Linked DNA regions of Homo sapiens: region 2 is linked to region 1. A link is a contact called in ENCODE Hi-C or POLR2A ChIA-PET data. All regions are on one chromosome and are shown on one strand. The core of a region is the stretch at or near the end of the contact, and the rest is flanking DNA. Distances in the headings are between cores, read along the strand shown. Region 1 holds the start of LINC00184 (long intergenic non-protein coding RNA 184). Region 2 has its middle 37 kb from the start of LINC00184.

Region 1 (5,818 bases), core at 2,475-4,974:
TCTTGTGGCAAGTGGCACTTCATTGGGTGTTCTAAAGACACATTCATCATAGTCCCTGCTCATTGGTAACATAATATCTAATATGAACTGCAAGGACAAGACAAACATATAAAGAACATTTAGGCAACTAAAGAAGTATATTAAAAAATCTTTAGATTGTGTATAGGCAAAAGGAAACTGCATTTTCTGATGAAAGAATTCAAGTTGTAAGAGCTCCTTTGGGGAGGAATGGCCATCTTTCTTCCAATTACAGAAAATTTTGTAGCAAACTAATTTAAAAAAATCTTTATATCCTAATTCATTTAGTAACCAATTAAGTGTATAGTCAAGATTCTTAGTTTCAAGTGATGAAACTCAAATAAGGGCAATATATTTGTTTATGTACCTGAAAATGCTCAGGCTAAACACAGTGGCTCATGCATGTAATTCAGTTACTTTGGGAGACCAAGGTGGGAAGATCACTTGAGGCCAGGAGTTCAAGACCAGCCTGGGCAACATAACATGACCTCATCTCTACAAAAAAAAAAAAAAAAAAAAAAATCACTGGGCACAGTGGCACATGCCTGTAGTCCCAGCTACTTGGGAGGCTGAGGAAGGAGAATCATTTGAGACTAGGAGTTGAGGCTGCAGTGAGCCATGATTGCACCAATGCACTCCAGCTTAGGCAACAGAACAAGACCCTGTCTCTAAAAAAAAGAAAAAAAAAAGTTCAAGGGTGGTTCCAGATCCTTGAAAAATGTCTTCAGGAATATTCTCCAGGCTTTAGCTTTGCCTTCTTCTCTCTTGATTTCATTCTCAAGCAGGCAATCACTATTTTTTTGACAAGATGTCCACCAGAAGCTCCAGGCTAATTTTCTATTGGTTTAACCACCCCAGAAGAGAATTTATCCTTTCCAATACTTCTAGCATAACCCCTGTGGCTGACAATGTTGGTTCTGATAAGCTCAGCATGTAACATATACTCATTCTTGAATCACCAGCATGGTTAAAATTCTCATTGGCCAGACTTGGACCACATGCCCCACCCCTGGGGTTAGGGGTAAGAGTCAACCCCACCAGAAAACAAAGACTGAGAGTCAGGGAGGGGTGGTTCTTTAAAAGAAAACTAGGGTCTTGGTATCACAGGAGGAAGTGGATGTTGATCAAGCCAAAGTCCCAGATGCCCATGACACTATACAAAAAGAATGTACATTGTTCTGAGATGCTGATTAAGAAATACAAATCAACCTCCGCTTTTGAAAGTAGTTTTAAAAGAGGTCAACTTTCAGTGTCTTTCATGGAATTTCTGATTACTTTGAGCTAGTAATCAAGTCAACAATAAATTCTTTGTTTCTCTTGCAAACCCACATTGTCTAGGAACATTTCCTATTAATATCTATTTTAGAGTATCACATGAGTCTTGAGTCCTTCTTTCAGGAATAAAGGTAACAAACTGACAGAGATAAAAAACAAACAAAAAAAAGTGGTGGGGTAATTTTAAAATTTTTATGTCATAATTTTCTTCAGCAGGAAATTCTATTTGGCTGAGTGATTTTTGAACAGAGAGCAAATAATCATTTAGATATTTTTTTCTCTCTCTTTTTTTGAGACAGAGTCTTGTTCTATTGTCTAGGCTGGAGTGCAGTGGCGTGATCTCGGCTCACTGCAAGTTCCACCTCCCGGGTTCACGCCATTGTGCTGCCTTAACCTCCTGAGTAGCTGGAACTACAGGTGCCTGACACCATGCCTGGCTAATTTTTTGTATTTTTAGTAGAGATGGGTTTTCACCGTGTTAGCCAGGATGGTCTCGATCTCATGACCTTGTGATCTGCCCACCTTGGCCTCCCAAAGTGCTGGGATTACAGGCGTGAGCCACCGCGACTGGCCTAGATTTTTTTAAAAAGATAAAAAGCAATCACTATGTTTAGTACATGTAATGAAAAAAATATGAAAGAAACTCTCTCATGGGCTAGATACTGCCATTTTCTGGGACGGCACTATAATGTCTATCTCCAGTTCTAATTTTCTTTTTCACCTCAAAATTTTAGTATTCACTGTGACTTATATTTGATTTGTTGGATTCTTAATAATGGCTAAATTTAATTCCACTTTTTCTCTCTTTATAATCAGGGCCAGATTTTTAAAAAGAAATCCACACACTATAAATCCAAAAACCAAGTTATATTAAAAGTCAGATTTTCGACTGCATGGAGGGTCAGCGCCCCCAACTCCTGCAGTAGTCACAGGTCAACTATATATGTGTACACATGCACATACATCTAGTGTTTATGTATATTCAAATGTACATACATGTTTGCTGTATTTTTCATAATGTAATGAGTGCTTCCTATGCAGCAGGCACTGCGTTGTACTGGAGACCATCTTTGCCTCACAGAGCTTACATTTTAGTTGGGGAGATAGTGACAAACAAATGAATAAATACATCAACCAGATGATTAAAGACTGTGATCAGAGCCATGTAGGAAGTAAACACGGTGGTGAGACAGACGAAAGCTGGGAGAGCCCATTGTAGGTGGGAGGTCAGAGAACCTCCCTGAAAAGGTAACATCTTCAGTAGGGCCTCATGGAGGTGAATGATCAGTCACTACAGCAGAACAGAAGGCAGGCCAGTGTAATTGTGGTGGGGTCATTGGGGTAGGCAGGAGACAAATCAAGCAGGGCTTCATAAACCATGGTAGAAATATAAATTCAATTCTAAGGTAAACTGGAAGTCAGGAAGGGATTCATAGCCAAGAAGTGGCATAACTTGATTCAAATCTTAAAATGGTCACTTTTGCTCCTATAGAAAGAACGTGTGTCTCTATGAGAAATAAAATAGAGGCTTAAACAAGAGATTCCTCCAATATAAAAGCACTGTGGATGGGGTTAAGAGTCCCAGATGGGCCCAACAGCTCCACATCCATCAGAAACCTAGTCTTCTCTATCACCCTACCCCATTGTCTTAGAAAATGGTTTCCATTCACAGAAGTGCAAGATGGCCAGAGCAATTCCTGACATTTTGTCTGAGTGCTGAACTATAAAAGAAAGGGAACAAAAGACAACAGAAGTTTTCCCATCCCGTCCAAATCAGCTTCCTTGAAGCATCCTGTTTCAAAGTCACACAAAACACTTCTGCTTACATCTCATTGGCCAGAATTTAGTTACATGGTTACACTTAGCAGGGGAGGTGAGGAAACATGGTCTCTCACTTATGATGTCTACATCAGTAAGATACTTACAGCTATCAGAACAAGCAATCAAAATACGCTTAATGGCTCAAACATGATACAGGATTACTTCTCACTCACATGAAGTCCAAAATGATGTTCTGGATTGGCAGGTGGTTTTCCTCCAAGCAAGGATCTAAGGACCCAGGTTTCTTCTATCTTGTGCCTCTTTCACCTTCAACACTTGTCTTCCAAGATCTTGTTACTTAACTGCATTAAGCTGTGGAAAGATAAAGAGTATAGAGAACCATTGTGAGTTTCTGTAGGCCAGGACTACAGAAGTGTGAGTAGAAGGGACACATCACTTCCACTCACTAACGGCCAGAACTCAAACACACAGCTGCATATAACTGCAAGGGAGGCTGAGAAATGGCATCTGGTTGTGCCCAAGAAGAAGACCTGGGCTCATGACATGACCAGCCAGCAGCCTCTACCACTGGGGAAATGAGTCCAGCCAAAAACTAGGGTTCTGTTACAAAGAAAGAACCTTGGGAGATAGGTGGCAGTTTGTGTCACACGAGGCGACAGTGGAAACAGAAGACCAGTTCCACTAAAGAGCTAGCAAGCAAATAAATACTTGCCATCTGCCAGCAATGAGAGGGCACACTCAGAACCAGAAGATGACATAGTTCTACTGCAGATTCTGTTTCGCAATGACGCTCCTGCAAAAATATCTCAAGGATTTGCCTTCAGCCTACAAAACATTCTCAAAATGAAATTGCTATGATTAGTCAATTTAATTTTTATTTATTATTTGATTTTATTAATATTATAGAAAGCTTTTTAACAGTCTAGATGTGCTCCATAATCAGATATTGAGGCTTTACAGGTTTGGCCATACAGAGAGAAATATAGTATTAGTGACATAACATTGCTGCAAACCCAACTGAAGAAATTCCTGGTTGTGAGCTTTTACATATAATGTGTTCATTTTGAAATAATACTTTTATGTTCCAAATTTCTGTTTCCATTGATCATTTATTAATTTGTTTTTTTTATCTTGAGTTTTATTTAATCTACAAAATATACTACTGCAAGAGAGAAGGGTACTGGCTGGGGGAGTACCCAATGCTCACAACCATTCTCACTCAAATAATTAATATCTGGTGAACATTTACTATGATGTTCTAGGACAGCTTAGTGGGTCCAGCATAAGTGTAGATCCTGGAAAGGATAGACCAGCAGGCCTTAAAAATATAAAGGAGAGAATAAACAAACATAATGACACTAGGAGGAGAATGAGTAGATTTCAACATATGTGAATCAATCAGAAAGTAGAGTTAATTTAGTTAAGTGGTCAAGAGCACAATATTTGAATTATGTCGGACCTATATTCAAATTCTCAGTCAGCCACTTTCAAACTATGTAAAACTGGAGAAGTCACTTAACCCCTCTGAGCCTCACTTTCCTCATCTGTAAAAAACGGAGGATAATAACAACCTCATAAAGTGCCCAGTATAGTCAACGCCTGGATCATACTATAGTAAACACATGAAAAATCATGGCGATGATTAATAACCAAGGGGTTAGCATGACTAGTCCAGCCAGGGCTCGATGCCAGCTGCAGCTGAGTGGTAAGAAGATAGATCTTCTGTAAAGATCTTTGCAGAAACTCAAACAAGTCAGACTGGAGAGCATGCGTGACACAGTCAGGAAATCTCATGTCACATGTTTAAGTCCTAAATGTTTGACAATGTCTCTAAGCTTCCCAGGAGTTCAGAGGAAAAAGACTTGTGATAGAAGGGAGACCTGGGCTTCATGGATTGGAAGTTGACCTGAGCTTTGAAAGCTGTATAGGGTTGGAATAGGTAATAGAGGACCATTTAAGGTGTCTGTGCCTGGGACAGAGTAGTTACCCCAAAAATGGAGTAAATGAATGAAAGAAAGAGCAGACACAAAAGACTAAGACAGCAAGTCTAGTTCGTGAGTGAAGGGACTCCTTAATCATCACCTCTGGTGGGTGTTAATGTGTTGGGAGATGCATTGTCCACAGTGGGAGGAACCACGTGAGCAGAGCTTTCTAAACTGGGTGAGGAGTTTGGGTTGAAGTGCGGAGGAATTATGGAGCAGAGGAGGAAAATGATGAAAGCAGTACAAAGATCAATTCGGGGAGGGTCAGGAATGTATCGCACAAGGAAGCTGGAATGCAGAGAAGTCAGTCAGGAGTCTGCATGTGGAACTCGATGAGAAGTAAGGATGCTTGGCTGAGGGACTGGCAGTGAGACTTCAATAGGGATGGCAGTGGGCATGGGACCAGAGGCTCAATCAGGTCCTCAGATAAGGGGATGAAGAAGGAGACAAGCTTGTGGTTGGTTCATTAATGACTACAGAGTTAGCAGGAACTCTAATAGACAGGAAAATTGAAGAGAGAAAACCGAAGAGCAGGGGAAGATGGTGAGCTCAGTGATGTGTTTGTCGGCTGAGCCAGCGATGAGATACACAGGTGGAAATACCCAACAGGTACTTAGAAGTACAAAATTAGAACTCCAACACAAGAATAGAGAAGAGAGGGACTTGGAAGTCATTACGATAGAGACAGTAAACAAAGGCCATGAAATGTATTAGGTCTCTGAGGTGTTAGTATAAATAGAAAAAACTAGAAAATCAAAGAC
Region 2 (5,818 bases), core at 1,495-3,994, 38 kb before region 1:
GACAGAAAATCATACTGAGGTCTGACACCCCATGACCTTTTTTGAGATTTGAGGTTATGCCATGTATTTGAGAATAAATAAAATCCATTTAAGTGTCTATATTATTAAATGAATCGTATTTTCAGAAAGCATTAGATAAAGTCTGTTTTAGACCTTGGAATCCATTTTTCTCATGAACACAATATCGTAAATAGATGAGAATTGAGTTCCCAGTCTATAAAACCCTTATTAAATCATCATGTAGCTGAACTATTCTATATTGGCAATCAATAGAGTTGAGTAATCTTTTCATAGTCACAGTGATAAAAAAACAAAAAATATTGAAGAAGTAATTTTTCAAAAAATAGAGGTATAGCACGTTTAATTATGGATTAAGAGGCCGATAAATAATTTTGTGGTGATTCTGAAGAGACTATCTGGGCACTTTCAAAAGCTTTAGAGTTGATAAACTGTTCTTATTATGTCTAATTTAATATTCAAAATTTATGACCATTCATTCATTCATCAAACATAACTTAGATATCTACAATAGGTATTGTGCTAGCCGCTGGAGATTTCAATGTAATGAAACAGTTCCTAACTTAAAGAAAAGCAGCACTTGAAATTTTACTAATGCATTCAGTCATTTACTTAACAGATACTGAATGTTTGCTACCGTGAGTCTATTATTCCTATGCGTATCAACTCCCAGGAAGCATGTGTAGCTCGCTGATGGAATACAGAGAAATATTCCTGAGAGAATACCAAAAATAGTCCGTTTGTGCTACTAAAACAAAATGGCTGAGACCGAGTAGCTAGCTTATAAAGAACAGAAAGCTATTTTCTCACAGTTCTGGAGGCTGGGAAGTCCAAGATAAAAGCACCAACGGGTTTGGTTGTCTGGCAAAGGCTTCTCTCTGTTTCCAAGATGGTGCCTTGTTGCTGTGTCCTCCAGAGGGAAGGAATGCTGTGTCTTCACATGGCAGAAGGCTGAAGGGCAAGTGAGCTAACACTGTGTGAAGCTTATTTTATAAGGACCTTAATCCCATTCAAGAGGGAGGAGCCTGCATGTCCTAATCACCTCTTAGAGCCCTCATCTCTCAATACTGTCACATTGGCAACACCTGAATTTTGGAAGGGATACATTTAAACCATAGGAATACCTGTATATTACCCCAAGACCAATACTGGGTGACAAGTTTGCAGTCATTCACAGACATGAGCAAAGCAAAAAATGTGAGTCACCTAACCTGCGGGTTGCTAGCTGAGGTCAAAGTGACATGCTCTCTTCTTGTTTCAGCTCTCTTACTATAAACAAGTGACCTTTTTGTGGTCTATTTAGTGCCATCTTATTTTACATTTTTCTTGGCTCTTTGTTGGTGATTTTGTTGCTTAAAATGTCCACTTTTCCTGCCCCCACTACAGACTAGTACTGAAGTGCTGTCCAGTGTTCATAAGCACGGGAAGGCCAGAAAGTGCCTTATGTAGAAAATATGTATGTCAGATAAGTTTTGCTCAGGCATGAGTTATTGTGCTGTTAGCCATGAATTCAATGTTAATGAGTCAACAATATATATTAAATGAGGTGTCTTTACACAGAAATACACATAAAACAAAGTTATGTACTGATGGGTGATCAGAGGCTCATAGGAACCTAACCCTGTGTTTCCCCTAGGAGCAATGCTTCAGTATTCCAGAATTCAGGGTTTGAAGCAACTTTATAGAACACAGCTATTGTGAATAATGAAAACCAGCTTTGTTTTTTACATATTTCCCTAGCTGCTATGTGGAAAATGAACTGCAGTGGTGCAAAGGAGGTGGCAGAGAGGTCAATTAGAATGCTTTTGCAGGAGCCCAGCCCAGGAGCTTGCACTCAAGGGGTAGTTATGCTGATGGAAAGAAGAGAAGAGGGAGTAGAATGGTTTTTAGTTGGAAAGGACAGAGTTCCTGTCTGCCTAACCAAAGCAGGCTCTCAGTCATTCTTGCATTGCTGTATTTAAAATTCCTGAATAGCTTTTCACTATCTGACATAGTCCTTATTTATTTATTTATTTATTTTTATTTCTGTTTTCCTCTGCTAGGATGGAAGCCACGTGAGAGCACGTGCCTTATCTGTTTTCTTCATTCCCGTACCTCCAGTGCCTAAAGCCTAAGCTGGCCTAGAGAAGCACTCAATAAACATCTACTAAATGCATGGGCTTGCCAAAGGGATGGAGCAGAGGTTGAGGAAGGAGAGTAATTAACAGTACTAGGAATGTGAGGAATAGGAGATAGAGTGTAAATTAAGATCCTTTTGGTTAACTTCTGGAATATTCCAATCTCACAGAGAATTTTCCTATAAGAAAGTACAGGCTAGAGGGGTTCATATATGGAGAATTTAAATCTCCCCATGAGAACTCAAGAATGCTTTTAAATTTCTGCATAGAAATGGCCATTGATTCATTCATGTCTCATGTTAAGACCTTGCCATACAAGAAGAAATTACATGGATGGTATCTTAGTTGGCTTGGGCTGCCATAACAAAATGCCACAAATTGGGTGGAATAAACAGCAGAAATTTATTTTCTCACAGTTCTTGAGGCTGGAAGTCCAAGATCAAGGTGACAGCAGGTTTGGTTTCTCCCAAGGCCTCTCTTCTTGGCTTGCGGATGGCATCTTCTCACAGTGTGCTCACATGGCCATTGTGTGCGTGGAAAGAGAGTGAGCTCTGGTGTCTCTTCCTCTTCTTAGAAGGATACCAGTCACGTTTGAACTAGAGCCAATCCATATGACCTTACTTAACCGTCATGACTGCTTTACATGCCCTATTTCTATATACAGTCACATTCTGAGGTGTACTGGGGTCAGGACTTTAACAAGTGAATCTGAGAGGGACACAGTTCAGTCCATAACAGACAGCCTTAAGAAGAGCCAGCGCTGTCGCTAGGTTGTTTACCCAGATGGAGATGCAACCGTGAAGCAAGAGCCATTTGCAAATGGTACTCCCAGACCAGCCTCGGCCAAGCCCAAGGGCAGGTTTGACGCCATCCAGGAGCCAGAGTCCCAACACCAGGCTCCTACAAAGTGTAAATAAGCATCCTCTGAATGCTGGTTGCTTACTTGGAGATATTTTTAAGTGTTCCCAGTCTTTGAAAAAGGAACTAAATGTTCCCCCTGCCTCAGCTCCCTGCTGCCTAAGAAGCATGTGATGGAAAAACCAGGCTGGGCTAGGGACAGAGTGGGAGCAAGCGAGCTCTCAGGTCCTCACGTTGATTTATGTTGTGGTTAGTGGTTGTAGTGATTGGGCTTCTCAGAGGTGATTGGTATGATCTGGAGGTTGGCGTTGTTAAGGAGAGGTTTCGGTGATGAGCACAGAAAATAGAAAATTACTGTAAATAAGGTGGTATTTAGCTGTTTTTAATTTTATACAGCTCATTATACCATGGTCAAATGAAAACCTTGACATTTGGGGCAGGAAGCATGTGGCTAGTGGGGGTGAGTGGACTCCAGTCCTGGCTGCTGCAGAGTGAAAGTCTTTCAAGATCCTCACAGAAGCAAGCTGCACAAAAGGGAGCTTTAGAAATCAACACTGGCGATTTCGTCTTCCAGATAGAGTTCTGTACTCTATAGATTCCTTACTCTGCTAGTCAGTACAGAGACAGGAATGGGGGCACTGGGGGATGAGGGGGTGGACTGCCGCAACACACCAGGCACAGGCAATGATATTCTCATTAGATCAAGCCAGTGGAACACATTGTCCTCACTCTGAGGCCCTTGGTCATGGAAGTCAGATGAACACAAAGCCTCAACATCGCTAAGGCCAGGCTACACTATTAAGGCAAAGGCCTAGCTGTTCTCCAGACAGCTTAGGAAAAGGCAAAATGTTTTCCTGGGTTACTCCTTGCCTGGCTGGATAAAGCAGTCACCCAATGACTGAACTGCAAGAAATTGTGAGTCTTTGGTACATCATCTACATTCAGGTCAAAAGAACTTTGAACGTAATGTTTGTCTCTGCAATAAAATCCCACTGTGATTCTATCTTCTCTTTGAAAACCATGAAGTTGAAAGAATATAATATAGCGAGATCAGAGTATGGCACAGTGGTTAAAAGAATGGACTTTGGAGGCGGGTGATCTGAGTTCTAATCCAGCCTCTGACACTGACTGGTTGTGTGACTGTGGACAAGCGAGGTATCCTTTCTGTGCATAATGATGGTATCTTCCTCCTGAAAGTGTTGTGAGAAATACATATACAAGGGCTGGGGACAGTGGTAGGCATATGGGACAAAGGAAACCTGTTATCATGTGTACTGAACAAAGGCTCCTTTGGAAATTTCACTGGGTTAAAGGAGAGAGAAAGAGAGCCAAGGAGAGAGAGAAACAGAGAGAGAGACACACACACAGAGATAGAGAAAAAGAAAGTATGTGTGTGTGAGAGAGAGACATAGAGAGAGACGCAGGGTTGCGGGGGAGAGAGAGACACAGGGTTGCGGGGGAGAGAGAGAGAGACAGGCTGTGTGTACCTATTAGGTAGGAAGCAAAGGAAGAACAAACTGGTTCTTATGAAGCCTCACTGGAAACACTCCATACCAGTGGTCCCCACCTTTTTGGCACCAGGGACTGGTTTCGTGGAAAATAATTTTTCCACGGTTGGGGGGTGGAATGGTTTCGGGATGATTCAAGTGCATTACATTTATTGTGCACTTTATTTCTATTATTATTACATTGTAATATATAAGGAAATAATTATACAACTCACCATAGTATAGAATCAGTGGGAATCCTCACTCAGCTTGTTTTCCTGCAACTAGATGGTCCCATCTGGGGGTGACGGGAGACAGTGACAGATCGTCAGGCATTAGATTCTCATAAGGAGCAACCTAGATCCCTCGCATGTGCAGTTCACAATAGGGTTCAAGCTCCTATGAGAATCTAATGCTGCAGCAGTTCTGACAGGAGGCAGAGCTCAGGCAGTAATGGGAGTGATGGGGAGCGGCTGTAAAAACAGATGAAGCTTTGCTTGCTTGCCTGCTGTTCACCTCCTGCTATGTGGCTTTGTTCCTAACAGGCCATGGACCTACAGGTATTTTAGAGCAGGGTTGGGAACTCCTGCTTTTTAATATTATTTTATTTTATTTTATTTTTTTGAGACAGAGTCTTGCTATGTCACCAGGCTGGAGTGCAGTGGCACAATCTCAGCTCACTGCAACCTCCGCCTCCCAGGTTCAAGCGATCCTCCTGCCTCAGCCTCCCGAGTAGCTGTGATTAGCACCTGCCACCACGCCCGGCTAATTTTTGTATTTTTAGTAGAGACGGGGTTTCACCATGTTGGCCAAGATGGTCTCGATCTCCTGACCTCGTAATCCGCCCTCCTCGGCCTCCCAAAGTGCTGGGATTACAGGCGTCAGCCTCCCAAAGTGCTACAGGCATGAGCCACCGCGCCCGGCCCTGCTCTTTAATATTAAAACTCCTCCCAAATGTGGGCCAGTGGCTTAGTTGATACACCATACATTTTTTCCCCCTCTAAATGGAATGTGTTATAGTCCCCTCTTTCTGAGCCTCTATGGCCTTGAAAAATCCAGGAAACACCTTTATCTGCTTGGGCCCAGTCTCGCCTTCCCTTCCTCTTCATCTTGACAAGTGTCCCTGCCTTGGAGTCATCAGCCGCCAGTCCCTCGCCCCTTGGAGTGAGGCCTCCATCACCAGAAATCCTTCCTCTGCCCAGCAGGTGACTTGAAACCTCTGAGAGTTTAGGCCTTAGAGATATTCTCTGGTGTATGTCTTAAAAAGAAACTTGCTGATTTGAAAGAAAATGTCTATTCATGACCCTGGAAATGAAGGGAGGCAGTAAGAAGAGAACT

What was found. A loop is a pair of places that touch in the nucleus more often than their neighbours do. ChIA-PET counts read pairs that join two places held with the same protein, here RNA polymerase II (POLR2A). Pooled maps may share reads with other maps.
Region 2: a loop to region 1 is called in a map of transverse colon, with 8 times the contacts of the local background. The contact joins the enhancer-like site here to the promoter of LINC00184 in region 1. A Hi-C loop is called at or near these places in 25 of 168 maps with a recorded cell type or tissue (B cell, Caco-2, PC-3 and 16 more), 5 of 37 single-sample maps with no recorded cell type and 7 of 50 pooled maps. POLR2A ChIA-PET finds 5 or more read pairs at or near these places in 6 of 52 experiments (BJ, HepG2, K562 and 3 more).

The regions. Positions count from the first base shown.
Region 1 is chr1:234,627,217-234,633,034 of GRCh38, reverse strand. LINC00184 (long intergenic non-protein coding RNA 184) reads right to left here and starts at 3,724. Exons shown (of 2, transcript NR_033927.1): 1 at 3,288-3,724; 2 at 1-87.
Region 2 is chr1:234,663,802-234,669,619 of GRCh38, reverse strand. No RefSeq gene overlaps it. Among named protein-coding and RNA genes, the nearest start is that of LINC00184, 37 kb to the right of the region's middle. Within about 2 kb of position 2,744, at least 2 of the 41 ENCODE cell types and tissues checked have a DNase peak (open chromatin) inside an H3K27ac peak, as active enhancers do.